Linked DNA regions of Homo sapiens: region 1 is linked to region 2. A link is an interaction called in ENCODE POLR2A ChIA-PET data of the cell type or tissue named here. Cell type or tissue: GM12878. All regions are shown on one strand. Links, peaks and the distances in the headings refer to the core of each region. The heading gives the core; the rest is flanking DNA. Region 1 overlaps ATXN1 (ataxin 1). Region 2 overlaps ATXN1 (ataxin 1).

The links. Peaks named below come from ENCODE experiments on the same cell type or tissue, not always from the same donor. Only the 100,000 strongest peaks of a DNase experiment are listed, where the experiment ranks them.
Region 1: POLR2A ChIA-PET joins it to region 2 with 14 read pairs; 2 of 35 experiments call an interaction of 5 or more read pairs at or near these places.

Annotation. Positions count from the first base shown.
Region 1 is chr6:16,648,904-16,665,707 of GRCh38, reverse strand. It overlaps ATXN1 (ataxin 1), which reads left to right. Exons shown (of 8, transcript NM_001128164.2): 3 at 7,807-7,932. Among named protein-coding and RNA genes, the nearest start is that of ATXN1-AS1, 100 kb to the left of the region's middle. RefSeq lists an enhancer at 10,622-10,711. In GM12878, for the core only: no CTCF peak of the experiment used is centred there; no DNase peak of the experiment used is centred there; H3K4me3 peaks cover 522 bases; H3K27ac peaks cover 652 bases.
Region 2 is chr6:16,569,532-16,586,335 of GRCh38, reverse strand. ATXN1 (ataxin 1) reads left to right here. Exons shown (of 8, transcript NM_001128164.2): 4 at 429-556. Among named protein-coding and RNA genes, the nearest start is that of ATXN1-AS1, 180 kb to the left of the region's middle. In GM12878, for the core only: no CTCF peak of the experiment used is centred there; a DNase peak (open chromatin) is centred at 9,305.

The DNA of each region.
Region 1 (16,804 bases), core at 4,179-12,178, 81 kb before region 2:
GGTTGTACTCAGTGATCCCCAAGAGGACAAATGGTGGGAATTATGGAAATTGAGGCCAGAAGGAAACCTAGAGTTCTGTGCTTTTACTTCCAGTAGGGATCTGTGGGGTTTAGAATGTCTGCCTGGTCAGCAGTTCTCACTTTGGGAACCCCCCCACCCCCACCCAAGACCTTTTCTGGAGGGACATCTGTAAGATCAAGATTATTTTTATGGTAATACTAAGACATTATTTACCTATTCCATTCCCATTCTCTTCCATGTGTACAGCGGAGTTTTTCAGAGGCTATATGATGTGTGATGATATTGTGTAATGAAATGTGTCAACTTTTGGAAGATTTGCATAATTCACTGAACTAATATAATTTTCCAAATGACCAGGGTATGATGTTACAAAATCATGCATAGCTAAAGATCCATCCAAAGTTCAAGATAGACTAATGAATTTTAATATAAAAGAATACTTAGAGTTTATTTCTATGCTTCAGATTCCATGGTGCTGCTCCCCTTTAAGAAACTACCACTTATTGAGTTTTGGTATGATATAAAAAAAGAATATCCACAATTGCTGAAACTATTGGCCACATCTTCTCCACATACTTCAACCAAACAACATATCACAGAAAACTGAATTCAGAGGCACAGAAGAGAATTTAACCATTTTCCATTAAGCCAGGCATTAAAGAGAGCTGCAAAAATCTAAATGGATCTCACTCTTGTCACTAACTTTTTTGTTCTGAAAAATATAATTATTTTTTCATAAAGATGTTATTTCATGTAGTATGCAATGGGTATATTAGTATTTCTATTAAATGAACTAATGAATATTTTACATTTTTCTCAATTTTGCTTCTAATATGGTATAATAGTTGTTAAATATGATCTACCTAATGAAAAGTTCCTTGGGGTCCTCAATAAATTTTAGGAGTATAGAGGAAACTTTATACTCTTAAAATTTATTGAGGACCCAAGGAGCTTTTAAGTGTGAGGACCAAAAGTGTGAGGACCACTGGCCTAGTCTGGTCAGTGTCTACACCCTGTGTCCACTGGTTTCACCTTTCTTCTGGAAAAAGTGTTCTGTGGTAAAATATATTTTGGGCCTAGATGAGTGCTTTCTCCCCTCATAGATTTACAATACACATGAACATATGAGACCCTCCAAAGTCTTTCCCAAATTTATCCCAACCTTTAAAAACAAATTATCCCAACCTTTTTTTATCCTCCTTTTAATTTTGGCACAACATAATGTTCCACAATGGAATATAACATCCTATGGAACGTACCGGCTGGTATATGATATGGGCTGCCCTCTTTCCGTTAACAAAAAAATTAAAAGCAAGACATTTTCCTTCAAATCCATACTTTATTTAGAGAGAGGCCTATAAAATTCACTTGCGAATCTGATTGACTTTCTTAAAAAAACATACTCTTCATTCATTGTATTATGCCATTTTGCTTATACTCTTTGAAGCTGTTTCTACTTCTGTTTCCAAATGCATATGTTTTTTTAAAGCTCTGTTTTAGACATTTTTGTGTGTTAATTAGTAGCATCTGCTCCATGTGTCATAAGACAAAGTAATTTCATCCCCACAAAATTGTCCAAATTGCAGGTTAAGTGGTAGCAGCCTAGCTGTTGAGCTGTTACTACTGTTTGGTATTTTTAAATGGCAAAAAATACCTTCGGTGATGCATCACATGCCTTTAATAAAACACAGTCACTTTGGGTAACAGAAAGATTTAGAAATGGCAGTGGGTTTTGTTGTATTTCTTTTTATGATTCTTTCTTTCCAGTGCTTTAGTTTCCATTGGTTGTGGGTACAATCCTAAGAGTCAGACCAAAATAAAGAATATTCCATCAGTATGGATCAAAAACATGTTCCTGGCCGGACATGATGGGTCACACCTGTAATCCCAGCTACTTGGGAGGCTGAGCTGGGAGGACTGCTTGAGTTGAGGAGTTCGAGGTTGCCGTGAGCTATGATCACACCACTACACTCCAGCCTAAGTGACAGAGCAAGACCCTGTCTCTAAATAAATAAATAAATAAATAAATAAATAAATAAAAAATTAAAAAACATGCTCCTGGCTGCTGCGTGATGAGCATCATCTTCCTAAGACATGAGACTGATACTTGCACCACCCAGCACCAGTTTCTTCCCGGCACAGTGCCATTCTAAATTTGTATTGAGGCAGGAGTGCAGCGAGAATTTCTTTCTCCTTCTGTATTTCACATGTCTATGCCACAGAAAGAATAGAAACATCTTAATTTGTTATAATAATTATAGGGACAATAGTCACTGTATTTTATATAATTCAAAAGTTCTTTTTAAAAAATTTTTTGGTCTTGCCGGTTCCTACTGAAACACTTCGTACAGTTTGAATCCTTAGTGACTTTCTATTGCCAACTGAAAATTGATTTTTTCCTATATTAAAAAAAAATCCAGCCGGGCACGGTGGCTCCTGCCTGTAATCCTAGCACTTCGGGAGGCCGAGGTGGGTGGATCACCTGAGGTCAGGAGTTAGAGACCAGCCTGACCAACATGGTGAAACCCCGTCTCTACTAAAGATTAATTAGCCAGGCATGGTGGTGGACGCCTGTAATCCCAGCTGCTTGGGAGGCTGAGGCAGGAGAATCGCTTGAACCCGGGAGGCAGAGGTTGCAGCGAGCCGACATTGCACCATTGCACTACAGCCTGGGCAACAAGAGCAAAACTCCATTTCAAAAAAAAAAAAAAAAAAAATCCAAACAGAAAATACTGTGGCTATCTTATTCAGTATCTTGTTCTTTTCCTTACCACTGAGTAGTTTCAGGGAAAACCCTTTACAATTGCAAAAAGACATTCAGTTTATAGGACTATTTATTACAGCGTTGGCAAATGGTGCTGGAAATTCTCTAATAGTTAAATGACGCAAATTAACCAGACTGAAATGGAAGAACCATACTGAGGTTGCTCTTCAAACAGCAAGAGGCTACCTTTCTGTTTTCTTTGACAACTGAATATAGCTTATGATATAGTTAAGGTATCAAAGATGCAAGAATTGTAGAGCTATGTGGCAGGTTAAGAAGCCTGATGAATGGCCGGGTGCAGTGGCCCACGCCTGTAATCCCAGCACTTTGGGAGGCCGAGACCAGCAGATCACCTGAGGTCAAGAGTTCAAGACCAGCCTGGCCAACATGGTGAAATCCTGTCTCTACTAAAAATACAAAAAATTAGCTGGGCGTGGTGGCGTGTGCCTGTAATCCCAGCTACTTGGGAGGCTGAGGCAGGAGAATTGCTTGAACCTGAGAGGCAGAGGTTGCAGTGAGCTGAGACCACACCATTGTACTCCAGCCTGGGCAACAAGAGCAAAACTCTATTTCAAAAAAAAAAAAAAGAAGTTTGATGAAGATGCAGATGCTTCATTGCTTGTGCAAATTGTGTGATTTTAGCATATTCTACAGTGGAAAGTCAAATTTCAGGCATGCACACCTAAAGTAGGAAAAATGGTTCTTAAAGGGGTAGTGTGATGCAGGGATTAAGAACCTGGTTTCTGGAGTCAGATGGCCTGAGTTTGAGTCCCACCTCTACCATGTATGTGTGCTGTTGAACAGGTGATTTAACTTCTTTGGGGCTCAGTTTCTCCCACTGTAAAAAGTCATGTAAAGTTCCCAGAAGAGTGTTTCATACATTGTAACTGTAGTAGTTATCTACTGCTGTGTAAGTAATTACTCCAAATCTTAGTGGCTTAAAACAACAAGTGTTTATTATCTCTCAGTTTTTCTAAGTGTGAATCACTGCATATCATAGCTGGGTGTCTCTAGCTCCAAGTCTTTCATGAGGTTGTAGTCAAGTTGTTAACCTGGGCTGACGTTTCATCTGAAGGATAGGGTGGGGGCGGTAGGGATCTGCTTCCAAATCCACTCACATAGATGCTAGCAGGCCTCAGTGATATGCCATGTGGGCCCTTCCACAGGACTGCATCACAGCCTGGCAGTCAGCCTCCCCCAGGTGAGTAACCCAGAAGAGGATGCAAGATCCCAAGATGGAAGCCACCATCTTCATGTAACCCAGTCTTGGAAATGATCTCCCATTACCTTTGCCACAGTCTGTTTGCTAGAATTGAGTCACTAAATCCAGTCCACACTCAAGAAGGCTTTACAAGGGCATGAATTCCAAGAGGTGGGATCACTGGAAGCCATCCTGCAGGCTGCTTATAACAGTAACTTGTGCTTTAATTTATATCCCCTTATGGTCTATTCCTGACAATCAGACCAAATGAGCCCTTAAAATGTAAGGCAGATCATGATACTACTGCATTAAAAATTATCTCTGGTCTTCCCATTTTACTTAAAAGTCGGTATCTTTACAATGGCCTACAAGGCCTTTCATGCTTATAAAATTATTTTTCTATATTTTGTAAAATAATATATATGTATAATAAATGCTATATATGTATATTTGTATAAACACATGTTTATATGTTTAGTTATATATCTAGAATTTATTTTCCATATGGTGTAAGATAGCAATCTCTTTCGAAACGAAGAGCCAGGTTTCCCAGCACTATTTATTGATTACAATACCCTTTTCCTGGGCCAGGTGCGGTGGCTCACATCTGTAATCCCAGCACTTTGGGAGGTCAAAGCGGGTGAATCACGAGGTCAGGAGTTCAAGACCAGCCTGGCCAACATGGTGAAATCCCGTCTCCACTAAAAATACAAAAATTAGCTGGGTGTGGTGGTGGGCACCTATGATCCTAGCTACTTGGGAGCCTGAGGCAGGAGAATTGCTTGAAACCAGAAGGCAGAGGTTGCAGTGAGCTGAGATCACTCCACTGCACTCCAGCCTGGGTGAAAGAGCAAAACTCTGTCTCAAAAAAAAAAAAAAAAAAAAAAAACCAAAACAAAATAAACCTCTTTTTTCCCTGAGTTGATATTCTACTGAGAACCTGTTTGTCTCTTATTATGCAATCTGTGTCTAATTGTTGCATTTTTGAATAAAGATATACTTAGTGGGTCTAGTAAATCATATAAGATAGTTGTGTTTGTTATGATTTTATTTGATTTGAAACATTCAAATACATGTAAAAACAAATTATAATTGAGAATTAATTATGGCAAACATTTAATAAGTTCCTTTATTTGATAGATTAGGAACTAATTTTATTTAAAAGGCCGTGACTTACATTTAAAAGTCCAATTAGCTACAACATTAAGACTAAAAAGTATATTTCATGACTCCCAGGTCACTGTTTATAGGTTGTTGATATCCCATACTTTGCTGCTGCTGCTGTTGCTTATAACTGTTCAGAAAATTTTCACCAAAATGTCTATCAAATTGGAAAACCCTCTGGAGTGAGATCCTTTTTAAAATATAGCCAACTTTCACATATGCAGGCATATCTGTGAATGCCCTAGGCCCCTGTGCTTTCTCTTCTGCTTTTTGGGCTTTTGGCCTTATCTTTGCTTATGATAACTTCAAATGGTAAACAAGAAGGGATAGGTGACAGAGATTAAACCCAAGCCAGTTTGTTTTGTTGATTATTATTAACGGTATTGATAAAGAGTTTGCTGAAAGAGGGAAGCATATTGAAATTATTGCTTAAAAAGAAGTGTGTAGAATTTTCAGTTGTTTTCTTTTGATAAGAGTTGCCTCATAGCTGTTGTAGTATGTGCAAATGAAGGTCAGCGATAAATCACAGAATGAATCACTTCCAACTCCTTCACATCTACAGATATAAGTAAGAATGGAAAATATTGTCACTTAGATGAGTCCTTATTTTTTTTTTCTGTATGAATAGTATAAACCTTACTTTTCTGGACACCTAGCTTTGGCAGCTGGTGAAGGTTGTTAAAGTAACAAATGGGACCATTCTGCCTCTCCCAGATCGATTTTGCTGCAAGATAGTTGAAAATAATATAATCCAGAAATGAATTTATTTTCTTATGGCAAAAACAAAACAGAAAGAGAGTACTATGAGGAAGTATCATGCTACTGGTAAATTTTTCAAACTAAAACCGCATTACATTTCATTAAATGAGTTTATGTCCATTAAGCGTCAATGAGCATGAGTGGTTGAACCCAGAATCCAGTCAAAGTACATATTAACTTTCTGTATGACTTTAAAAAGAGGTATGTCAACCTCCCTGGGTCAGCAGGTTCCTTTGCAGAAGACATTGGAATGAAACGTCAAGGACCTCTTCCAATTATAGAATACCTCGAGATATGAAGTTGGTAACAAATAAGAGAAATGCAGCAAGATATTTTTAGTTAAAAAAGAAAAGATTGATACAAGCCAGTAACTTGCAGTGAACTTGTTTAAATCCTCCTCCTCTCTCCAAATTCTGTTTTTACCAAGCCGGTAAAGTAAAGACAGTTTGTCATGCTTTGAACTTCCTGGCTTATGTTGATTTCTATCAGTATGTTGCCTTACACATTTGAGTGGGAGCTGAGTTACATAAAACTAATAAAATCCTTACAACCCCATTTTCTGTGGGTACTGATAGCATCCAAAAAATAAAAAAGGCTTTTGCCATTTTCAGGCAGTTGTTCCTCCGGCTAGATGGAAAATTGAATGGCATTATCTCAACTCACATGTTTAAACATTAACGGAGAGACACTTTCTCCTCCTCAAAAGTTTTTAGTGTTCCCAGGAATTTAACCACAGATAGACACAACTCCTCAAACGTCCCGAAAAAAAGGTTGACTATTCCATAAAGTAATAGTTACAGAAGGCTTTCAAGGAATTAGTTATTCACACAGTAAGCTTCTGAGGCATACGAGCATATCCTCTTTCTTACAACTTGGTCACTTGATCCAATCTTTGATGATCACCGTGGGACCTTTGGAGATTTATGGAGTTTAGGGTTACAAGTATGATGTGGCCACCATACTCAGGGAACTGGATGACAGTCAGCCGATGGGTTTTCAACATAGATGAGGATGAGCTCATAAAAGGCTAAAAAAGGAGGCAGACACCTTTGGAAGACTGTTTCTAGGCTCTCAAATGGCCATTGTCAAAAAACAAACAGTGGGGTGGATTTGACTAAGCATCAGAAGATGCTTTAACAACAGCCTGTGACAAGTGAGCGTTAAAAGCTCACAAGGCAGAAAGGAACTTTTCAGAGTGACCTTGTCAGACGAGGTTCTAATGTGTAGGCTTTATCAGCTGCTCTGAGTGGGGGTAAAGAGGCATGCATATTTTAAACATTCATTTCATATTCAGTGTGTAAAGTAACTACTGCTTTTCAGCTTGGGTGGAGAAAGTATTTATCAAGAATCACACAAGGGAAACCCATGCATTACCTACTTATAGGGCAAAATGGAAAATGTTCTCTCTCTTATGCTTTATCTTTTTTGTTCCATCTTAATAGCTCTTTATTTAAAAAGTATTCACATCAGTTGATTAGTCTGAGTCTTTCATTTGAAGCAAACTTTCTTCACTTTCTGCCCTTGATACTGCACATCAGTCTTTAATCACTTAGACGTACTGAATTTTTCTTTATTCACATCTTTCAATCGGTAAACTTGAAATTTTGCAAGTGCATTCCCACTGGTGTACATTCTGATTTTCAAGACCTGCTACCTCCCCCAGTGTCATGCTTGTTTTTTTTTTCTTTCTTTCTTCCTTCCCACACCCCACCTCCAGTATTTTAGGGCACCTTATGTAGATAAGCAGTGAGATGGCTTCATCCTGATAATTAACATGCTTGTTTGAGGTTATGAAATATACATTTGAGAAAGGCCAGGGATTTCCCCCTGAATATCCACTAACTGCTTGAAGTGGCATTTTCATTCTGACTTGGTATTTTGTTTTGTTTGACTGCAGCATACTGGAGCATAGTGAAAGAGTCTATTTTGAAGCTTCAAACTTAGTGCTGCTGCAGACCAGGAACAAGAGAGAAAGAGTGGATTTCAGCCTGCACGGATGGTCTTGAAACACAAATGGTTTTTGGTAAGTCATCCAAAAGACTTGACATCTTTTAGCTTTAAATGTCATCGGGCATCACTTCACTGGTGTACCAGAACTTCTTCTTCAAGCGTATTGCTATTTCTCTACATCCTAAATAACAGGACATTTGAAAAAATGTTGTCCTAGTGACAGAGCACTGAGAGAGCAACCGCATTTACTTTATGTGTTTGTTTCTGAAACTTGCAGAATAGTATGATCTGAATAGAATGTATTTGTGGTTAGAAAAAAGAACAAAAGCAAAAACAAAGCAAACCCAAACAACTAAACACACAAACAGCAAATAAACTACATCTACCAGATACTCCATTTTAGCTGAAAACATAAGGGATTAATCGCACGAGAGGAAGTAGATTCAATTTAATGGCAAGTTTTTTGCGTCTTGTGATCAAATACAGTCATGTGCCACATAATGAAGTTTCAGTCAACGACAGATCACACGTATTACAGTGGTCCCATAAGATTATAATACTGGGCTGGGTGTGGTGGCTCACGCCTGTAATCCCAGCACTTTGGGAGGCCGAGGCGCGCGGATCACGAGGTCAGGAGATTGAGATCATCCTGGCTAACGCGGTGAAACCCTGTCTCTACTAAGAATACAAAAAAAAAATTAGCCGGGTGTAGTGGCGGGCGCTTGTAGTCCCAGCTACTTGGGAGGCTGAGGCAGCAGAATGGCGTGAACCTGGGAGGCAGAGCTTGCAGTGAGCCGAGATTGCACCACTGCACTCCAGCCTGGGCGACAGAGCGAGACTCCATCTCAAAAAAAAAAAAAAAAAAAAGATTATAATACTGTATTTTGGTTGTACCTTTTCTATGTTTAGATGTGTTTAGAGGCACAAATGCCTACCATTGTGTTACAGTTGCCTACAGTATTCACTACAGTAGCATGCCGTCCAGGTTTGTAGCCTAGGAGCAATAAGCTATACCGTATAGCGCAGGCGTGTAGTAGGGTGTACCATCCAGGCCTGTGAAAGTACTCTGTGATGTTGCACAGTGACAAAGTCACCTAACAATGCATTTCTCAGAGCATATCCCTGTCATTAAATGATGCATGACTATTGTGATGGGCAAGGTGAAAGATGATGGGGGTTTCCAAGTCCTGTTCAGCAAACATTTACTGAGTAACTTTTAAGTATACATGGGCCCTTGAATGACAGTCTTAGTCTGGGGGTTGGAATTCAAACACTCTAAACTATAAATAAATGATAAAACCATTCCAGAGCATACACCAACATAATGTGGACTTCCAGGAATTTTTTTTTTATCAACCCCGTTCATGATATTACCTGGAAGCAGAGTCCTCAAATTGAAGCCTAGGTCTGCCCCACCTATCTTGGTCACCTTGGAGAACTTGCTCATCATCTTGGAACGACTTGCCTTTAAAGATGTATGTGCCTAACTGATCTCCAAGGTCTCCTGCAAATTTATAATTCAGTTCCCTCTAGTGCAATGAATTAAATAATTATCCACTTCAGTTCTTGCCCAACAGAATTTCTGTGTAGGCTTGGTGGTCATTTGCAGAGGGGCTCATTGTATCAACCAGTGTGGAGGAAAGGAGCCAGGTCCTCGGGGGGTCCCTCCTGGCCCCATTTGCCCATTTGACAGCCAGCCCTTTGGTCAAACAGGACTGTCAGCATCTGCAGTAAATAATTTTTTTGTTTTTTTTTTTTTTGAGATGGAGTCTTGCTCTGTCACCAGGCTGGAGTGCAGTGGCACAGTCTCAGTTCACTGCAACCTCCACCTCCCAGGTTCAAGCGATTCTCCTGCCTCAACCTCCCGAGTAGCTGGGACTACAGATGCGTGCCACCATGCCCAGCTAATTTTTGTATTTTTAGTAGAGCTGGGGTTTCACCATGTTAGCCAGGATGGTCTCGATCTCCTCACCTCAGGTGATCCGCCTGCCTCAGCCTCCCAAAGTGCTGGGATTACAGATGTGAACCACTGCACCCGGCCCGCAGTAAATAATTTATTCCCTTGCAACATTAAAAAAAAATGTGGCACAGTGCTTTATGAATATTATATTCATTTTTATGTATTTAATTTTAATTTATTTATTTATTTATTTATTTGAGACGGGGTTTCTTTCTCTTTGTTGCCCAGGCTGGACTGCAGTGGTGCAATCGTAGCTTGTGCTGGGACCATATGAGACTGGGACTATCCTGGCTGTCATTCATAAAGTCTTCACTGAATTTTTAGGACTTCGCTGACTGGTCTCTCTTTATGAACTTCTGTCACATTTAGGGCCTGCATCATATAAAATGCACTGCTATGTGTTGTTCTGTTAGTGTTTGTCATCACGCCATCAGGGGTACACACAGCTTCAGGGCAGGAATCATCATCACAGACCAGTAGCCGAGACTACAGGCACGCGCCACCATGCCTGGCTAATTTTTCCATTTTTTTGTAGATACGAGGTCTCGCTATGTTGTCCAGACTGGTCTGGAACTCCTGGGCTCCAGCAATCATCCTGCCTTGGCCTCTCAAAGTGCTGGGATTACAGGCATGCACCACTGTGCCTGGCCTGAATATTATATCCAAATAAGTGAGATAGGCTTCTTTTGAAATACTGTCCTTTGTTTTTCTTTAGGGGATCTGACTTTTTCCTTCTCTGTGCTTGCCGTCATTGTGTTACTGGTTACCGGCCAGCCTGTTAACCCTGTGGATCCCCACACTTTGTTTTACGTTGAATAGCATTTATTATTGTTCTTTCTTACTAAACATCCCCTTTCTGAAGCAGAGCTTCAGAAATGATGCTCAGATGTCACTCTTGTTAGCAGCTGGCTTTCTGCCTTCAAGTGATGCATTATTGGGGTTTCATAACAGCATTTTTTTTTCTCTTACAAATATTAAATTATGAAGTGCAGGAAACCACATGAATGTGGTAGAAAGCAAATGCAAACACAGTGTTATCTGGAAGTGCTAGTTTTGTGATTCTCCTGGTGACAGTATCCTTCCTGTAATCAACATAGGAACCCTCTTTACCTGTTTGCTGGTGGTTTTCTATCCTGTATCTTCCTCTCCATTTATGCTGTATGCCATGGCCACTTTGTCATGCTGAATCGGGAGGTTTGATTAAGACAGTTGCTTGGGGACTATCTCTATCAAAGTTCTGCCTCACCACAAATCCTGGCTGTCACTTACAAAGTCTTCCCTGAATCCTCAGGACTTCACTGACTGGTCTCTCTCTCTCTCTCTTTTTTTTTTTTTTTTTTTTTTTTTAAGGCAGAGTCTTGGGTCTGTTGCTAGGCTGGAGTGCAGTGGCAATCTTGGCTCACTGCAACCTTCGCCTCCCAGGTTCAAGCAATTCTCTTGCCTCAGCCTCCTGAGTAGCTGGGATTACAGGCATGCGCCACCGTGCCCAGCTAATTTTTCTATTTTTAGTAGAAATGGGGTTTCACCATGTTGGCCAGGATGGTCTTGATCTCTTGATCTCATGATCCATCTGCCTTGGCCTTCCAAAGTGCTGAGATTACAGGTGTAAGCCACTGCGCCCGGCCCTGAGCAGTCTCTCTTTATGAACTTCTATCACATTTAGGGCCTGCTTCTTACAGAATGTACTGCTGTGCATTACTCTGTGAGTGTTTGCCATCAGCACAATTGCACATGGGTTGCACATGGCTTCAAGGCAGGAATCAAATCACAGACCAGTGTTTCCCAAGGGTGGTCTAATCCCAGTACCTCCTGCTTCCGAATCTCTTGGATATGTTTATTAAAGTTGCAGATTCAGCAACACCAGGCTTATGAATCAGAAGTTCTGGGGATGTAGAACCCAGGAAACTCACCTTAGTTAACTTTTGCACACTGAGGTTTGAGAATAACTATCTGAAAATAATTGTGCATCCTCCTCTTTGCCTCCTCTCCCACAGCAAAGGGTCCAGGTCTGAGCCTATGGTAGGTGTCCAGGAAATATTTGCTTGTTGACCTAAGCAACATCAAGCCATGAGGGTTGCATTCCCTCTTCAGTTGCCAAGCTTTTTCAGGATGTGAGGTCAGCATATTCTCTGAACCTTTAGAAACCCACTTTCTTCCAAATACGTAAAGTGTTCCCCTAGGGCAGAGGCTCTTTTGGAAATCTTTTTTTGTCTCTTTATCTTTTGTAATCACTAACTCTGTTGGTGGTAATGACAGGAGCCCCTGACTAAGATTGGGATAGTGGGGACATCAGCTATGAGGAGCTGGGCTGGAGCAGCAGGCTAGGAGAAAGATCTGAGGATAGGAACCGGACTGTGCTAAACTAGAAGCTTTATCCTTGGCTCCCAAAGCCACACCTGCTACCCTTGGCAGTTTATTCTGAGTGGTATTTCTTTCAGCTGTTAGGCCTCGCAGGTTGTCAGTTTTGGTGGCAGAAGAGCGGTCCCGCTGCTGAAAAGGATCAAGTTTAGCTCTAGTGGACGCACATCAAAGCACCTACAGTGCACAGTGGTGGATTCAGGATTTGAATCCAATGTTAGCAGACTGCAGTGGTGACACTTGGCCCTCTCCTTCCGTCCGCCTCTTGTTCCAGCAAGGGCATGCCTGGTCTTGGATGATCCAGGAGAGATTTGCAGGGCGTTGCTGCTTCTGGTGCACCTCCTGAATGCCCTTGCTGGTGGCTCCAGCCCTGGTAGATGGAATCCAAACAGAAGAACTCACAGAAGCTTAGCTAGCCTAGAAAGGAACCAGCGTGGCCATCAGGACATTTATTAGCTGTTAATCTAACCACTACCAAATGCATTAACACATTTTTTTTGACAACTTTTTCTCTTTTATTTGGCTGTTGCTTAGTTCAGTTTTGCTTGGAGAAGTTGTGGCAATCCTGAATTCAGTTTGTGTGAAAAAGCAAGCACCTTCAAGCCCAGTGTTGGAGAAGTATCTTCTCCCAGGTCTCTATTCAGTTTTGACTAAAGGAGGTTTGGCGAGCAGAAAGGTATTACCGAGTGGATTCTTCTCAAATTCTCATCTAAGTGAAGGAAAAAAGCCCAGTTTGCTGAAGCCATGTTAAGGGCACATTAGGCTTTTAATATGTGCTTCATGGAGACCTTACTAGATTTTCCTCTGCGTAGTTCTTTCCATCTGATGGGAGCGAGGGCTGTTTTTGGGTTGCAGAAGGCAAGAGCCAGGTTGTCAGCTACAGAAGAGAAAGGTGCCATTGTCTGCATAATTGACTTTGAGCCTTTGTCTAAAAGGATGTCAGGTGGAGGAGTAATGAGGGGCGAGATTTTTAAAAAATTATAGAGTACAGGATTTTAGCAAAATGCCAGATGTTGGCATTTCTGTTTTGGAGGTCTTTAGTGGTCCATGTAAACTATTTCCTTGCAAGTAACCATCCATGGTAGGAAAACAGAAAAAAATGATTCTAAAAGAGCATTTGTCTAGTTAGAAACTGTGTCACTTGTATCGTTTACCGTGAGGCATCCTTGAGAGGTACATGATTTCCAAACAGCCACCTAAATCATAGGTACTGCTTTTGGAACAGATGTAAATAGGAAAAGCGCCAGTCCAGTACCCCCACTAAAGACCATCGTTAGAAAGCTCTCGCAGTGCTTTCCAGCTTAGAGGAGTGTAGTTCCCTTCAGGTACTTAAGCCAGTGTTCGGTAAAGCAGCACCCAAAATGCCTTTTGTTAAATGTGTTCTAACTCGTTCCTCTTGCTGATGCTATCACAGGCTAATGATTGTCTAAGTCCTTCAGAGAAGCTGTGTGGTTTTGTATAGCTGTGAGTAAAACCACACCCATTCAGGAAATGCAATGTACTTTCTTCTAACAGGCATCATCAAAACAGATGCTGATTTACATGGTAGGTCCCCTTCTTTAGTGACAATTTGAGAGCTTTGAAGGGAGGCATTTGCCGTGCATCAGAAGAAATCAGAATTAAACTGGCACACGTGCACATTGTTGGAGTAAAAAGGAAAAGCAGTGACCTAGAGTTTGTTACCGCACATGCTTTCCCTGAAGGCATCTGCACCATCATGATGTCCTCATCAACTCTGCACACACAACTAGTATTTCTGTCTCTTTCTCTTCAGAGTTTAAGCTCAATGATTTCCAACTTCCTCCCACATGACTCCAGCTGGATATCACATAGGTGTCTTCAATTTGAATCTAAACCTGACTTTGTCATTGTCCTACGTTTATGGGCTCCAGGGTCACTAGCTCACCATTTGTTGATGCTGGACACCTCCTCTTCCTCTGCTTCATCCCTAGCTCATATGCTGGAGTTCTGCCTTTTTTTTTTTTTTGAGACAGAGTCTCTCTCTGTCACCCACGCTGGAGTGCAGTGGCACCATCTCAGCTTACTGCAACCTCTGCTTCCCAGGTTCAAGGGATTCTCCTGCCTCAGCCTCCTGAGTAGCTTGGATTACAGGTGCGCACCACCACACCTGGCTAATTTTTTGTATTTTTGGTAGAGATGGGGTTTCACCATGTTGGTCAGGTTGGTCTCAAACTCCTGACCTCATGATCCGCCTGCCTAAGCCTCCCAAAGTGTTGGGATTACAGGCGTGAGCCACTGCCCCCAGTCTGAGTTTGGCCTCTTTAATATGATAGTTTACCCACTCTTCTCCACTCTCGGGCCCCTGTTCTGTTGCAGACCTTCAGCATCACTTGCCTGGACTGCTGCAGTGGCTTCCAAGAAGCCCCTTGCTTAAAGTCTTTTCTTTCTGTGTTCCATTTATTCTACTCTTTTGAGAATTCTCATATGAAAGAAAGGGTCTGATTGAATTACTCCTACACTTGAAAATCCTTGGTAGTATGTGGAAATATGGAAAAGTACTCATAATCTAATGTGTTAAAAGAAAAACTTTAGACAAATTAAATTTAACAGAGTTTAATTCAGCAAAGAACTATTTGCAAATCAGGCAGCTCCTCTCTACTCCTTTCCTCCCGAACTAGAATAGATTCAGGGCATTTCTGACATGCTGTTGTGTGGTTGGAGAGGATTTATAGACAGAAAAAGGAAAACGACGGACAGAAAACAGAAGTGAGGTACAGAAACAGCCAGATTGGTTTCAGCTCAGCGTTCGCCTTATTTGAACAGGGTTTGAACGATAGGCTGCCTGTGATTCGCCGAAACCCAGAGATTGGTACAAGAATAGGTTACAGCCTGTTTACACATCCAGGTAGGTTACGGTTCACTGCATGCGGAGAAACCTTTAGGCCAAACTTAAAATATGGAAGAAGGCAGCTTTCGGCTAAACCCAACAAATGTTAAGTATAAAATTCATATTTCAAAATTGTGCAAACACATTGATTACAAAGCAGTGACAAAAATCTATGCCTATCCACAAAGGCTAGAAGTAAAGAAAACAAGAATGAAGGTATTTTTAATATTAGGGCAATTCATGTGTGTGTGTGTTTTTTAATACTCCTTTGGTAGCAAATGAATATGGTGAAGTAAAATGAATAATTGAAAGGATTTTGTTAGCTTTCTGCTCCTGATAAGGTAAAATGTGAATTTCACTGCATGGCCTCTAAGGCCCCTAGGAATTCCTTATCAACTTACCATTTAAATCTCATCTCCCGTGACTCCCATCCCTTCCATCTCTCCATATAATATTTGTTTTCTTCTTAAACATACTATGTATATAATAACCATGCACCTGTCCCTGTTGTTTCTTCTCGCATGAGACTCTTGTTCTCTGCCTGGTAAACTCCCACTCATTCGTTGAGGCCTAATTGAAATTCCTGGCCAAGCATGGTGTCTCACATCTGTAATGTCAGCATTTTGAGAGGCTGAGGGAAGAGGATTTCTTGAGCCCAGAAAGTTTAGACTGCACCATTCCACTCCAGCCTGGGCAACAGATAGAGAGCTCGTCTCAAGGAAAAAAAAAAACAAAACAGAAATTATCCTCTTGCTGTGTTACCGCTATTATATTGCAATTTTCTGCTCATATAGCTATCTTGGTAAATGATTCATGAAGACAGAAATTGACTTATCTTAAACCTTGTATTCCAAGTGTTAAGCCCATTCCTGCATATAATACAGTTTAATAAATATTTACAAAGGTAAGAAGAAAGGAAAGAGCCCATTTAGAAATACAGAAATAATCCTTCAGGTAAGATATTAAAAATGTTTTTGGATAAGCTTAGTACTAATTACTATTTCATAAAAATTACAAAAATAGATGTTTTTGGTTAAACAGTTTTTACAGTAATAGTTGGATTCAGCCTCACATCATTTAAACTAAACTACTGGCGTATATCTTTGGCATTAGAAAATTCTAACATCAGATAGAATTGCTTCAGCTTCACTGTAAGCCATATTTATGAAGTTACTAAAAACCATTTTTTTAAACTGTTTTATGTCATGCATAACCATGTCGGCCAAATCAGAAATCCAAATAAATGACACATCCAGTTCTGGCCACATTTTGTGAATATCTGGTATTTTTTTCTTAAGGGAATTTAAAAAGACTGGGTAACATTAAAGGGTTGATGTAACATTTTCAATTCTGAAAGGCTACTCTGCTCTAGGAATATACTTGTTACTATTTTTTTTTTCATTTCTAAGAATTCTGTTTGGCTAAAATACCAAAAGAGAAAAAAATAACTTGGCTTAAATAAAATGAAAAGTCATCTCCAAAATTAATTCGGCTCCTCAAAAGTTCTTTCCAAAGGAAGGAATAGGATGCTATTTAATATTACATGTCAAAAACACCACTAAAAAGAAAATCATCATTTGTACGTGTGACAAGGAATTCAGAATGGAATTTTATGAAGGCTAGTGTGTGAGGCACGCTGCTCACATCTTTTAAAATAATATTTTGATATCGGGGAAGATTATTTAATACTATATATTATTTTATATTATATATGTATGCATATGTGTATATACATATATAAAATAGAGTTTTTTCCTATTAATGCTTTAGAGTCAATAA
Region 2 (16,804 bases), core at 5,359-13,358:
CTAGAAGGAGTCTTAGAGAAAGAGAGCATCAAATTCAGCAATGTTTCTGACATTTTCTATGAAGAACTGACTGCTTGTTATTTCTTAGAAATCTTAGAATCATTGAGCAGGGAAGGAGGGGCAGGAACGGGATTATTTTGATAGTGGTGTCCTCAAGGGGAGGAGATGGGGTGGGAAGCAACCCCTGGCCAGAACCCACTCATCCCTGGGGATAGGGACCTGCTGTGTCTCTGCCTGCTGAGTTTTTGACATTCTGATTTAAAAACCTTGTGTGTGTGTGTGTGTGTGTGTGCGCATGCTTGCGTGTGTGCATGTGTGTGTGAGAGATTATGCAATATGATGTTTCCCGTTTCTGTGACTTCAGCGAATGTGAATGAAGACCACAGAAGCAGCCTAACTCAGTGAGAATATTGTTTTTATAATTACAGGTCTAGGCGTTTTACACTGAGATTCTCCACTGCCACCCTTTCTACTCAAGCAAAATCTTCGTGAAAAGATCTGCTGCAAGGAACTGATAGCTTATGGTTCTCCATTGTGATGAAAGCACATGGTACAGGTAAACATCTCCAAAAGCTTTAAAGGAAAATAATTATCATTGAGTTGTAAAGTCCCCAAGATAGTGGTGGGGGTGTATACATATCTGGTCACACAAACATACACACACAACATACACATGTCTATTCATGTAGACTCCATTTTTTCCTACTGTCTCTTTTATAAAAATGGAACCCTTGCTTTTTTATGGGAAAGGAAATAACTTCTACTTATTTTGAGGTCACTAGTTAGGATAGATGACAAGGCATTGCTGATAATTCTGAAGGCATTTATAAATTTATAGATTTATAAATTCACTTAGAGAGACAAACATCAAATGGTAGTAGAGATTGTAGAAGTAGTAGAGATTATTAAGAGTATTGTTCCTCTTAACAATATAATTCTGAACATCTTTCATAGCAACAGATATTTTTCTACCGTATAGTTATTAATGATTAGTATACCATTGAGTAAACATTCTAAAATTTATTTAATTTATATCCCTTCTAACTGGACAGTTAGCCGTTTCTAATTTTTTTGCCTTTTTATTTTCTTGAGATAGGGTCTCACTCTGTCACCCAGGCTGGAGTGCAGTGGCATGATTTTGGCTCATTGCAGCTTCCACCTCCAAGGCTCAAGTGATCCTCCCACCTCAGCCTCCCAAGTATTAATAGCTGGGACTACAGGTGCACATCACCATGCCTGGCTAACTTTTGTATTTTTTTTTTTTATATAGTGATGAGGTTTTGCCATGTTGCCCAGGCTGGTCTCAAACTCGTGACCTCAAGCAGTCTTCCCACCTCAGCCTCCCAAAGTGTTGGGATTACAGGCGTGATCCACCACACCCAGACATTTTATTGCTTTCATGATGCCAAAAATATTCTTATAGCTCTGTATTAGTTCCCATTACAAATTATTTCCTTAGGCTAATTTCTTAGCAGCATACTGGTAAATGTAAGAGTTTTCAAGTTTTACGGCTTTTGGTAACTTGTTGCCAAATTACTTTCAGTAAAGTCATACCAGTTTGTATTTCCAGAGGCAGTTTATGAGAGCGTCTACTTAATACAGTTTTCCAATGCTGAGAATTTTGAAAACAAAAAGAGTTTTTTGCTGACTGATTATGCAAAATGGTGTTTCCATGTATTTTGGGTTTTGGGGGTGGGGGGGGTCATTTGTAAGTCAAGTAAATTGTACTGTTTTGTAGAACCTTCCTCCATTAGACAGCAGCATCCTTGAAACTTACCAGATTTCGACATTTCAGAAATAATATTAAATCCAGAAGGAGTAGAAGGGTCCTAGGGAATTTTAAGTTCTTCCTTTCTGGCCAAGTATTTTTAGACAACTATGAAATCACTAGATACAATCATTTTTCAGTGGAAAGCATAATTTTTCATTTCTTAAAAAGAGCAAAAAGGTATTTAATAAAAAAATTTTATTAGATATGTATCTGAAGTTATACTGCTCATTAGTTTAAAAATATGTATGTGCCTATATATGTATGTGTGTGTGTATATATATATATGTGTATATGTGTGTGTGTGTGTGTGTGTGTGTGTGTATATATATATATATATATATGTCCAATATCGGGAACATGATTAAATATAACTATGTTAGTGCCATATGATGGAAAAGCTGTAGATAAGATTGCAAGCTTCAGGCTGCCTGGGCTCAAATTCCAGCTCTGCTGTTTTCTTGAAGTGTGACATTGGGCAAGTTACTTTGCATGTAAAATTCGGATAATAATAGTACCCTTCTCCCTTGGGTGTTGCTGCAAATAATATATATGAAATGTTTAAAATCGTTAAAACTCCTATTTCAGGAGTATTTAATCATTTGAGAAAATGATCAATATAGAAGTAAACAAATGTAGGGTATTGGCATGAACCATAGTATAATCCTAATCTTCCAAAATTACTTTGCCTCTCTTTCCTCCCTCTTTTCATCCTCCTCTAGTATCTACAAAAAGGGTTTAGCATACTTCTGAATGGATTTAATTTGTATTAGTGGAGTAATCCCAGTCCTGGAGAGACTTCCTGATTCAAGTTTTCAAGTCAGAGACCCATTTTTCACAGAGCTTTGAAACCATGGCTGTCTGGATCACCTGGCTGGGGGCACCCTTGGAGCAGCCGTTGGGTGAGAGCAGAGCTTCCTTCCCAGCCAGGGCTGCCTAGCTCCTGTGGTACAGCAAGTGCCTTGGGCACAGAGTCCCTCACCGTCTGGCACCATATGTGAGCTGCCCTAGTTGGCTCATCTCTTCCCGTCATTACTAAATAAGCTTCATTTCACTAAATAAATGAAAGAGAAGGTAGATGAAGAGACCCCCCCGCCACACCCAGCTCTTAGGAAACGCATGCTTTATCCTACAGATGCATGAAGGGGAAGGCTGTAGGTTTGTGAATCTCTTGACCCTTTGGCTCCATCGTAACGTTGAAAAGTGAAAGGAAAAGTGGTCAAAGAATCATTTGGCATGAAGGAGACAAACACAGAACGACGTGTACGGCTTCAGCCTCTGCCTTTCACTGGTTACCCTGCTATGAGCTTGTGTATGTAGACGCTGCATTCGTTTTGGCCCTAATTTCTGGTCTAATTTGAACAGCTCTGTATTTCTCAGCAGAAGAGGAATATCTGAATTCCTAATTAAGACATGTTAGCTTAAGAATACCTCCTTAATGTGTCATAAATCATTCCCCTGTGACTATGAGGATGAATAAGAAAACAAAACTTGGATTTATACACACATGTATATTATTTCAACAAAATTAATAAGTTCATAGAGGGAGAGAGGACAACAAATGTGTTAGCAAATATAGGTCAGGAAAAGAGTTCATAATGTTCTGCCAGATTCTGATGAGGCACCTCATGAGTGTAGGTAGAAGGCCTCAAGTAACGGTAGTGGGAATGGTAATAACACTACCATATGGAACATTTGGTATTTGAATAGCACTTAGCTTCCTCCCAAACTACAAAATCAATAAAGACTCAGAGAGGAAGAAAGGATTCTCTTGCTGTGGATCACTGGCTGGTGTGCAGAAATGCAGACGTGTTGGTTGTCAAGGGCTTACCAGAATAAATTTCTCTAGGGAGACAGGAGAGTGGGAAATACTTAACCATATTAATTGTGCTGTGACCTCAGATCTGTGGTCAGCAGTTTTTGGTTGTTTCCATATACTGCACATGGTTGCCCACACCATTTTTGCATTCATGTACAAGACCTATCTGCAAGACCAGGCAGAATCATTGTTGAAATCTTAGTTCGCAAAGTCCCATGGGGACTTTGGGGTGTCTTAGGATTTTGCCAGCACAAAGTTAAAGCACAACTTTTGAATTGTGAGAAACTGAGACAAGGTCTTTAATTTTAATCCCATTCAGTCATTCCTCACTCATTTATTAATTTAGCAAAGGCCTTTTTAGGGGCAGCTATGTCCCAGTATAGGGCTGGGCATTGAAGATAATGGAGGAAAACAAGATTGACAAAAGACTGGCCCTAATGGAGTTTACAGTTCTCAGGGAGATACAGTCAACACCATCATAACTGGTTTGGGGGAACAGGGGAGATGAACTGGACCATTCTAAAAGGAGGCAAGAGGTGCATCTGAAATTGGAAACTGGAGAAACCAGGGGAGACAGACCTGTTGATCTGGAAGGCATAGAACAGAAAGAACCAGAGAATAGTCAGGGACTGACAATGAGGTTGTGATTGTTGACAGCCGGACCAGGCCAGGAAATGAAGAAGGTAAGGAGAGAAGCGTACTGTCTAACACCCCTCGAATGCACAGTTGCTAGGGCCAGTAAAGATCATCGGGCTACTCATCTCTCAATTTAGGTAATGTAAATGATGCATCTTATTGACAATCCATATCCTTAAGAAATTGTGAAATGAGTCTTTTACTTTTTATAACTCTACAAACATGTTAGAAAGATGGATGTCACCGTGTCTTTATCACAGTATGGTGATTTTTCTTAACCACCCAAAGGAAGAATCGAGGTGCACCAGAACACGTGTACCTTGTTCTCTTATTAACCATATCCTTTTTCTTACTTTACCCACTATAATTCACCTCAGAGAGTGAGATTAATTATATAATTAATCCTACCTTTTGTGCACATGCATAATTAACTTTATTTAGTTCACTTTAAACAGATTTTAGGTTCCAGATCTAAATAATAGCCCCTCCATTTGTCACATCTTGACCTCTTTACTATTTGGTACCCTTCCACTCAGCATTGTTTGTGGGATTGTGGTTCTTCTTACCTTCCTCCCTCCATTCCTGGGTGCTTTTAGTGGTCTCTTAAATAACAGGCTCTGCTCAGAGATTTCTTTTATCTCCTTAGGCCTTGACCTGCATTTGGTAAAGGCTGCATTTTTAGCTTCGGATTTACTGTCTTTGACGAACCTTTTTCTCTATTGTATCCCTCCCTGGTCAGCTGCTCTCTTCGGGCCCTCAAACATCCACCACGTACTCTACCCAGATGTTTTCTTCTTTCTTTAACATGTCCAGTTGAGTTGCCCATATCATCCCCTACTCCCCATCCACACACCCACCCAGCACACACACACACACACACACGCGCGCACACACACACACACACACACACACACACAGTGCATTCTCGAACATGGGGTCTTTTCCCCTTCAGGCACCGTATGTAACCCACCCCGCCCCTCAGCTCTTAGGAAATGTTTCCTTTATCCTACAGAAACACAAAAAGAAAAACTGTAGGGTTGTGAGTCCCTCTCAACCCTTCGACTACATCTATATCATAAGGTTGAAAATGAAATGAAAAAGGTTGAAATGTACATTTCTAAGGTTAAGAAAATCCTACTGATATTAAGTATTTAAAACACAGACTTCCCCAAAATTTATCTTTCAGCATAAATATGCCCTTCCCTTTTCTCCCACCCTTCCTTCAATCTGTAGATAGCCTCCATAATTCATAGCCAGTTTGGGTAAAGGCATTATTTTGAGACATTTAATGATTTTTTTAGGAAAAGCGAAAAAATGTAGGGTCAAAGATTCAAGAGTATATTGTGTTTTATATGTAGGCGTAGCTTTTAAACTATTTTGGATACTTTAAAGTTTTAAAATAACTTACCAGGCTTCTTTATGAAGCATTTTATTCTTTGAAAGTTTTATAAATAATATGATTTCTGGTGTCAGTATGGAAACATTCACATAGTTGTAATAACTCTCATGAAATAAGGTAGACTATTCCATCATCTGTGTTTACTCTTAAAACACATTAGAAAATGGTTGATATCAAAGCTTACAATTTTGTCTTTCTTATTGCTACCCTAAAGCAGACTGCTGCACAGACCTTCCCCTGCTACACTAATGCTGCTTTCAATGTTGGCAAACCATACTACTCAAAGTGCGGGCAAAACTCGAGGTAGAAATCCAACTTTCATACAGCTTTATCAAAATGACAGTATTCTATGGTACTTTTCAAATCACTATTTTTTTCTCTTAGAGGTTATCAAATGAAATGAAGCATTTAAATATGTTTTCTAAATTCAGGAATGTGAGATAGGAGAGCTTTTGACATTATAGGATTCAGCGGTGGAAGAGAAAATGAACATCCAGTTCCCTTTCTCCCTAACTCAAGATCTGTGCTCCCTGAATATCATTAGTGCTTCTCATTTCATCAGTGTTCAAATAGTGAATCATTCATTCACTGATTGTTGAAACAACTGTTATAAGATTTGGAAATAATATACAGAACATCTTGGAAGTACTTTTTTTTTATTAGCAAGAAGCAGCTATATGCCAAAAGTATTAAGAAGGATCATCTCTTCAGAATAAGTGAGAAGTATATCACTGGTAATTTTTTAGATTTTTGCTGAATGTTTTAGTAAAATTTGGGAAGGTAGTTTTTTTTTGAGTTGGCAATTATATGCTGTCCCTCTTGTTTTCTCTTCCAAAATAATCATTCTTCTCTCTCTCTCTCTCTCTAAAATGGGAGCCACAGAGCCACTGTCAGAATTGTATACATATAAACCTGAGAACATTGCCTGGCCTGGCACATAGTCAATGCTCAATAAACATTTCTTGCTACTGTATCTACTGTGTTCTGTTCCCCCTCTGTTCAACACCCTGTATTTTTTCCTGGTGGAGATTTTCCTGAGTACCTAAACAAATAAACATAGCCAAACAAAACAAGAATTCAGTGCTGATGCCGTGTGCTTTAGAAGCTGGGTCTGTGCTTGACTTGACTGACGGAGATGTGATACTCTGAGTGTGTCTGCAGATAAAGCCAAATTCAAAATTCAAGTGAAACGCCCTTGGACTTGGGAATGAATCGGCGGGTGGGGGGGGGGGGCTTTGACCAAGGTACTCAGTGACCCTGTGCTTCCAAGTTCTCCATCTGTAACATGAGTGGTTTGCTCTCAGAGGTTTCTTCCACCTCTAAAAATTACCATCATTTTGCAACCTTGATGCTTTAAGACTTTGAAGTCCCTGTGGAAAAGAACCTATGAAAAGCGGTCACTGTTTCTGTTTTCCCCGTGCATTTTAGTGGCTGCATAGAGTGTTTTTTGGTGTGTGTCTTCCATCTTGCTCAGGTGGAGCTAATGACCTCCTTCTCCAGGATAGACAATAAAACAAACCAAAACAAAAACACTCTGTTCATGCACAAAGGCAACCCTCTTCCAGATGCTTAACCCCTTAAATGAGTATTTCGATGACACAGAGGGATCATCACTTCACTTGCCACTGAAATACAGCCATCTCTGGAGTGAAATTTGGCAGCTGGGAAGTAGTCAAGCTGCAGTACTTATATGACAGTTTGGGGAAAAGGAGTGAGACAGAAATAGCAGATTCCAAAATAATCCCATTAAAACAGCAGGGAAAGTGGAATTGGGCAATAAGATGGGAGGATGGTTTGCCCCAAAGTCTGACTGTCCTGTTTAGACAATGCGGACTTCAGCCCCAGAAGCTCTAACTTGTGTCACTGCTGGAATATAGTGACCACAGTCAAGAATCCCCTACACACACCCCAAAAAGGGGGGCTTATCTAATGTCCCATTGATCTATCGTCTTGTGATTTTTTTTTTTTTCTCTTTTTCCTGCTACTCTAGTTATCAGGCTGTGCTGGCACATAAATGGATCTGTCTTTTTAAAGCTACCTCTTCCTTTTGCCCCCTGCATAAGATAGTGTTGTAGGTAAGCATGTTATAACATCAGAAAGTACTCAGCTGAGAAGGAGTGATGTTAAAGCACCCTTTGGGCTGGCTCTGGAAGGATGAACTGACTGACCAGAAAGGAAAACTCTTCTGTTTAATTCCAGGATCTTGGGAATAACAGTGACAGAGAAAGAAGATTCGAGAAGTAGATGTGGTTGAGTACAAATGTAGAACTCTTCAGATTTTCTGGAATGGGGTAGCCATTGTGATAAATATTAGGATATGAGCGTGGAAGTCGTAGTGGATAAATTTGAAAGCTACTCAGCAATATGTGCAGCAACAGTTTTTAAAAAGCAAAAGGAAGATTTGTCAACATAGTTAGAAATCCTCAGATCCTCAGATAATGGAACATCATATCTCTCAAAAGGAAGATTCCAGGGAATAAAGAAAGCAGATGATAAGGGAACCTGGGCATTTTAGTTTAACCAGAAAATAGAACGTTACCAAAAAATTTAGAGATTAAAGAGTCAGTTTCATTTAGAAGCACATAAAATGTTTATGTAATGAGCAGAATTTATAGAGTCTACTATTATAAAATAGAACCAAAAATGAATTCAAGAAAAATGTAATAAAATTAATGTAGTGGGAGAAAATGAAATACAATATCAGAAATTCTAGTTTTGAATCTCAGTTCTGCAACTTATCAGCTTTGTGACCTTAGGGAAATCACTCAAAATCTGAGGGTTTTTTCCGCATCTCTATAAAATAGAAATAATTATAATATCTGTCTCACAGGGGTATTGTGATGATCAAATGAGATAATGCATTGAAAATGTTTTGTAAATTGTAGAGCCCTCTACATATGCTATTTCTATAACTCTGCAATTTCTTATGGCATGGAGTGAGCTCTCAGAGACAGTAATCACATGTGGAAATAGCTTAGAGAAGCAGTCATATCAGAGGCAAAATCTATTGTATAAAAATTTAAAAATTCATATGAATTATTTTTTCTGCTTCTCATTTTTCTGGCTCAGAAATTCTTCTATGTTTACAGAATTTTTCCAAAAATATTCTGGTAAGCCCTGTAACAGAATTGTCCACTCTCTGTTAAGCGGTAAACCACATGATTTTTTTTCCTTTTTTTTTTTTTTTTTTGAGACAGAGTCTTGCTCTGTTGCCCAAGCTGGAGTGCAATGGCACGATCTCGGCTCACTGCAACCTCTGCCTCCCAGGTTCAAGCAATCCTTTTGCCTCAGCTTCCCAAGTAGCTGGGACTACAGGTGTGCGCCACTGCACCTGGCTAATTTTTGTATTTTTAGTAGAGATGGGGTTTCACTATGTTGGCTAGGCTGGTCTCGAACTCCTGGCCTCAGGTGATCCACCCTCCTCGGCCTCCCAAAGGGCTGGGATTGCAGGCATGAGCCACCGTGCCCGGCCAAACCACAAGATTTTATAGTAAATATTGCCTGTGAGTAAACCTTGAATAACAACATTAAAGCAGAAGACTGCTATCTTGTGTCATTTGATAATCCTAATTTAGGGAGGTCTGGGCAGAGAAAAGCGGGGTGTGTCTGTGGTCTGGGGACAAGAGTAATGTAAGTAGCATGCCACATGATGAAGACTGAAACGGAGACAGTGAAGCACGGTAAATCTTTACTGAGTGTGGGCTGGTGTGCTGAAGTTCCCTTTATGCATCAGCCCATCTGTCTCATTAGCTTCTCTCTTAATCACAGGCTCCATGAAGTGTCTACTTGTCTTTTTTTAGCTTTTTATGTCAATCTCCTATAAAAGCAAAAGGAAGTCAACTGGCCTTTATGCTGTTTGTGTATACTCCATGCATGCTCGGGGTGGGGCCAGCTGTATTTATAAATGCATGCTAACATGGGGGTTACTCTGTGTGCATAAGAGCTTATTTGTATGTGCATTCATGAATATGTGTACATTTGGGCAGATACACAAAGACACAACACATATGTGCCTCTGCTGTATGCTCTCTTACATGGAAAAGACACATTGACATTAATTAGAAAAGGTGATATGAAACAGTGAAAGTAAAATTCCTTTCGGCAGTATTTACTATTGTAATTAAAGTGCATGATGTAACATTATATGTGCAGGAGAATTTGCTTATTCATCCTTTAGAACAATAGTAGGAGTTACATATTAACAGGTTTAAGTGTCAATAAGTGTCTGAATACAGATTCTCTATTGTGTGCAGTTCTTGTAATAAGGCAGTGTATTTTCCTTGTGTCTTTGCTTGCTTGGAATTGAAAATGCTTTGGATGAAGAATGTTGCAGAGTGTAATTTGTGGCAGAAAATATGCCCCCACTGTTTGTTTATTATTCCTGAGGACATTTGCTGGGCTGAACTATCATATGTAGAAAAGAACAGCTTTGTTTGGAAAATACTGTAAGAGCAGTACAAGAAAATTGAATTAAGTAAAGAGACTTAGGGAGTCCATCTTTCTCTGATGATATTCCTTATTTGCTCTTCATTATTCCCTGTGAAGGAATAAAAACGATGAAATTGGATTTGAAGACTGGATTAAGACAAATGACTTTTCAGATTTTTTTTTTTTTACCTTAGCTGTTTCCAATTTTCCTAGAAAAGCACATAGTCACTATATAAAGAGTCTGAGTTTATTGCATTAAATCTTCCTAAATAGTGTGCCCTTGAGGTTTGATGTGGGGAATTAGTTTAGAAGATTCAGGGGCTTGGAGTACCTGCTAACTGTGTGATGGCGTGTGTCTCTAGAAATTTTATATGCCCATTGATTTTTATAGAGCAAGCAGTACAATAGAAGGGAAGCAGGATGCTGCTTGGTCTTAAGGAAGTCTTTCCTGCCTACCAATTGCCACACCCCTTTTTCTCCAGGTAGAGTTGACTATGTTTTCTTCTGGGCCATTGCTGTACTTGCCTAATACTTTTAATAAGGACTTGCAAATGTGCCTGTAGGTCTCTTCTAACTAGGCTGTAAACCACTCGGACAGAGGAATTGTTTTATTTCTTGTAACTCTAACACCTAACACAAGGCCCTCAAGATAACCTGTCAAATGAATGAACAGATGAGCTGAATACCCGCTGTGTGCCTGTTCTTGTCTTAAGACATGAGGGACAACCTGTAACACAGGACACAATGTGGCTGTGTCTGCTCTGAAATGGTAGAATATCTAGCTACAGCTTAGAATAACTGGGTAAGGAAATAAATGCTGGATTATAACCCAAAGAATAAAATATCCAACGAGTCCAATGAATAAATAAATAAGGGAAAAGGAATGACTCTTCCCTGCAGCAGAATTTCAGTTAATAAACAAACGAGGAAGGAAGCAGTATGAAAACATCATTAGAACTCATAGTAAGAATTGCCACGAGAAAGTCCCACCGATGGATGCATTAGATGGGCAGATGTGGATTAGATGGATTAGAATGAGCGGGCAAAAGTATATGCAGAAACAGGAAATTCGTAGAATTTTAAAATATCCCTACCCCAAACATTTAGTAATTACAAGGAGAAAAATAAAAGTTTACGGTGAAGAATCCTGGCAGACATCACCTTAACTGAGTGATCAAGGTTAATGTCACCAGTGATACATATTGACATCGTGTGTCCCACTGAGAAGGGCGTGTCATCTCTGATATCCTCCCTGAAAAGGCATAATCTCACTCTAATCAAGAAAAAAATAGCAAACTCAAATGGAAGGACATTCGAAAAAATAACTGACCCCTCCCCTTAAAATTGTCAAGGTCTTTAAGGATAAGGAAGGATTCAGGAACTGTCACAGATTAGCAGAAACTAAGAAATATGACCACATAAAATTCTAAGTATGATCCTGAAACAGGAAAAAAAAAAAAAAAGCCTGTTTGGTGCAAAAACTGGTGAAATCCTAATACACCCTACGGTTTGTTGAGTAGTCGTGACCCAGGTTAACTTTCTAGTTTTGATCGTGGTTCTATGGCTTTGTAAGCTGTTAATATAGGGGGAAACTGGGTGGAAGGTACAAGGGAGCTCTGTACTATTTTTGCCGCTTTCTGTAAATCTAAAATTATCTTCAAAAAAACCTAGTTGACACTTAGGTAGGCCGAGGTGGGCAGATCACTTGAGGTCAGGAGATCGAGACCAGACTGGCCAACATGGTGAAACCCCATCTCTACTGAAAATACAAAAATTAGGCCGGGTGCGGTGGCTCATGCCTGTAATCCCAACACTTTGGGAGGCCGAGGCGGGCGGATCACCTGAGGTCGGGAGTTCGAGACCACCCTGAGCAACATGGAGAAACCCCGTTTCTACTAAAAATACAAATAAAATTAGCTGGGCATGGTGGCGCATGCCTGTAATCCCAGCTACTCAAGAGGCTGAGGCAGGAGAAGCACTTGAACCCCGGAGGCAGAGGTTGCAGTGAGCCGAGATCGCGCCACTGCATGCCAGCCTGGGCGACAGAGCGAGACTCCGTCTCAAATAAATAAATAAATAAATAATACAAAAATTAGCTAGGCATGGTGGTGTGTACCTGTAATCCCAGCTACTTGGGAGGCTGAGGCAAGAGAATTGCTTGAACCTGGAAGGCAGAGGTTGCAGTGAGCTGAGATCCGGCCACTGCACTCCAGCCTGGGTGACAGAGTGAGACTCCATCAAAAAACAAAACAAAACAAAAAATCTAGTTCAGGGCACAATACCAATCCACAGGAAGCAATTATAGAGCAATCCATGACAACAGACAACTGAGAATTTGTAATGGGGTGCCAGTGTCAGGTTCAGAAGAGGAATGAGAAATGGCTGGGGATTGGAGTCTTCAGGAAGAGCTTCCTATGAGAAGCAAAGCCTGACAGGGACCTTAACAGGATGTGTAGTGATGATGGGTGGAGGAAACTGAGGGGTCATTGTAGGCACAGTGGCAGCAGGGACAAAAGCATGAGGAAGGGACACAGATGGCCTGCATGGGATATGTTGGAGGGGCCAGCGGAGTTATATGTGCATTGCTGGAGATTGGTATGAAAGAGAATTTGACAGCTGTGGGGATAACAGAGCTAAAGGATCACTAAGACCTGGCGGAGGAATGTGAAGTTAATGCAGGAGGTGACACAGAGTTCCCAGTTCTTGTTTATGGAAGGGGCTCAGTGAGTTTGTGTGTATATATCTGAAACCGGTGACAATGTATGTAGGGTGGCCAGAGTTGGGAGAAACAGGGGACAGGCGAGTCAGGAATTAAAGATAGGTAATGGGAGCCTATTCGTTTGAGGGTGTTGGGAGGATGGCAGGAAAGGAAAAGGGGGCAACATATTCAAAGGTATTTGAAGGGATAAAATAATATAACTTAGTAATTGTTGGATTTGGAGAATGGAGAGGAAGGAGTCAAAGATGATTTCTGGGTCATATTTACTGGACAGGTACTATTGGTGTCCATAACTGAAATAATCCATTCAGCAGATATTTGCATGCCTACATCGAGGAATAATGTATTCTAGGTGAGGAAGGAGGATTAAAAAGAATGTCAACACAGCATCTGCTTACGCTGGAATGTGGGCCAGAAAGCCTGTGGCTTAGGCTAGACTGAATGAATGGCCAGGTCAGCCTACTTAAGGAGTCCCTGCCCTCCACATAAAAAGAAGGGAAAGATTGCCCTACTCTGTTCCTAGCAGTAGCCATGAACAGTGTTAGAAGATCTTTCAAACTGACACTTCTGTCCTCTTGATAAAAATGTCAGGTCTACTGTTGGACCATACTCATAAAAACTCTGTTAAATCACCATTCTACTTAGGAAAAGGCCATTCATGCCCCACTTAACTCTGCCAAGATAGAGGATGCTGTGTTCCCAAGGTACCAAAACTGAAAGTTAAAATGCCATAAAAGTATACTGAACTTTATAGAAGAAAAAACAGAAAAAGTGTATGCATGCTTAAACCTCAAACTCTTGATCTTCAGGTACCATGTCTTTTCAACGTAGATAATATCACCTAGTGAGCACACCCTGAAGTCATGCTCTGGCTGGCTTTGCTGTGTTCTTTTTGTTTTCTCTTGGGCTTGTGTCTCACTCTGTGTTGGGTAGGAAAGGGTTTCTGTAGCCTTTATACCCTTGTTTTCATCACTTATTTCACGAATTTCCACTTATTACTCAAGAATAACCATATTTTTTTATCTCTATGACAAGCTGAAAACCTCCCTGTCAGCAATTATAGCCTGTTAGCCCTCACAGAGTCAGTCTTGGGGAGGTATGGCCTTGCGGTTCAGGGGCAGAACCGTAGGTGTATTCACCTGTGGAAGACTTAGACATACACATTTGATTATGGGTGGCAGTAATCAGATTTATGTTTTGAAGGTCTTCGAAGATCTCCGTCCCTTTCTCAGTCAACATTATACATCATTGTTTCTTAACAGTTGAGTCCTTATACCTTTTTTGGTATCAGTCGGTCATTAGGCCAAGTAAACATTTTATTGACAATAGGCAACTGAGGAGAAAATTAACCCTTTTTATAGTTAATTGTAAGTGGAAGTTGCTTGATATTCTTAAAAATATGAAATTGTGGAAGTTCTGGTTCTAGTCTGAGAATTGAGCATTGAGCATCACCTTTACAACATGTAGACTTAAACTTCAAATACCTTTATGATGCTGAGAACTCCCCATGGAATAGGAACCGGCCATGGCATATCTAAAACATGACTTACATAGCATTGCACGATATAATATGAATGCATGTTTTTTTGTAGAATTTAGAAAGAGGCTGAACGTGATGGCTCACCCCTGCAATCCCAGCACTTTGGGGGGCTGAGGTGGAAGGATCACTTGAAGCCACGAGTTTGAGACCAGCCTGGACAGCGTAGTGAGACCCTATCTCTACAAAAAAAATTTAAAACTTAGCTGAGCATGGTGGCATGAGCCTGTAGTCCTAGCTACTTGGGAGGCTTATGTAGGAGGATCACTTGAGTCTAGGAGTTTGAGGCTGCAGTGAGCTGTGATCGCACCACTACACTCCAGCCTGGGTGACAGAACAAGTCTTTGTCTCTTTAAGTTTTTTTTTTTTAATTAGCTGAGTGTAATGTTGTGAGTCTGTAGTCCTAGCTGCTCAGGAGGCTGAGGTGGGAGGATTGCTTGAGCCCAGGAGTTCAAGGTTACAGTGAGCTATGATTGCACCACTGCACACCAGTCTGGGTGGCAAAGTGAGACCCTGTCTCTAGAAAAATAAAATAAAAGAAAATAATGTATAAAAGAATGACATCTTTTGTAGAGCGGACATTGGAAATGGCAGAATACTCCATGAAGTAGCCTCTAGATTCCCTTTATGGGCTTGCTGTGGAAGCACATATGTTCACATTGGCAGAATAAAGACTCTTTTTATGTCCTTTTAAACTAATGTATTGACTTCAGTATTTTTTTTATAGGGAACATATTTCAAAATTGTAATGGTAGTCAATGGTTCTATGTAAAAATACTTTGTCTTTCCACAGACCCATATATACCAGCCAGGTCACCTTCATTCTCAGAGTGCCTGATGAGTAGAGTGCATTCAATACAATAGCTGTCTTGTTTTTTTAGCAGCAGAAGTGGGAGTCACATGCTGAACTCGGGAACCATTTTGAATTTATTCTCATAGCAATTGCAAGGTAAAGGCAGGCAGAATCCTTGCTGTGTAACCCTCAACAGAGCTCCATAAGGATTGGGAAATCAGGCCATGCTTTGTCAAAGAGAGGGTGCACACAGGCATCAAACAGGTCACTTCTCTTAATTCTTAGGCCACCACACAGGAAGCACATAATTATTTAATCCCTGGATCTTTCTAGAGATGCAACAAAGTGATGAGGGTGGACAGCTCCAGAAAATCGCTGTGCAAGGAGCAAGGGTAGAAAGCTAGGGTTTTGGATTAGACAGACTCCATTTCAAATTACATCTTAACTTAGTTTTTATTGTACCCTCTAACAACTTATGAATAAAATAAGGGGAATATATAGAGAGTTAGGCGTGGGGAATGGTTACAACTTATTTCTCTTCTTCACTTTCATCTGTCTTTCTTCAGTCTCTTCTCCCCTCTTCCATTAAAGGTAAACTGAATAAATGAATAGTGAATGAATGAAGTGAGCAAGCTGTTTTCAACAAAGTTCACTTGGTGCCACTTCCATGGATTTAGTTATAAAAGTGATATGATCCTAGTTATCTTAGGCAGAATACATATTTCTGTGACCCTAATCTACGTGGGTCCTACTTGAAACCTGGAAATGATAGGAAAAACCTTCTTGGGAAGGAGAAAAATGACCAATAAAAAAATTCTGAATTATACTTATAGATGAAGCCCTGGTGAACCCAGAGCCCTGTTGACTCACAAGGACACTCAAAGTAAGATTAGTGATTCAACACATTCACTTCTTCAGTTTCCCAAATAGATTAGAAGGAATAAGAGGGCTTTCTTGGGTTAAACTTACTAACCACAGTGAAGGAAGGAGAAAACCTATAAAAACTTGAAGTATTATAAAATCTCAGCGGTGTGAGGCCATTTCGTTTGAGGACAAACAAACCTAGTGGATTGTCCAGGGCAGGTGAATGTAAAGGACATTTCCTGAGATGCAACAAAGAGATGATGGTACAATGGGCAAGGATGTTGCAATAACAAGCAACCCCAACTCTTCAGGGTGGAACACAGTAGAAGTTCCTTTTTGATGGTGTTACGGATAACTTGGGGTGTTCTGCAGTTGGAGAGGGCGTCTGTATGGTGGTGATTCCCTGACCCAGGGTCCTTGTATCGCAAGGCTCAGACATTCCCTCAGTGTTGGGAGACCCTAAGGATCTTCTGCACCTGGCAGAAGAGAGAAGTGGGGAAGCGAGAGAGTGAGCAGTCTCCTGGGAGGTTTGTTGGTGAAATTGGCATATACCACTTCCTTCCATGTTCCCTTGACCAGAATTTAGTCATGTGGACATAGTCAACTGCAGGTAAAGTGGAGAATTGTCAGCCTGTATGTCAAGGAGTACAGGGAAACTGTTTTTTCAACAACTAACCAGTTTCTGCCACAACTGGATACCTTCCTGACGTCATCTTTACTCCCATCCCAGCCCCACCCGAGATTTGGCCATGAGTACCCTGTAATTTGCAGGGCATTATATCTCTGTCTCAGGAACAGCAGGAGACCACTGAGTCAATCGGAACTGTTTTTTTTTTTTTTT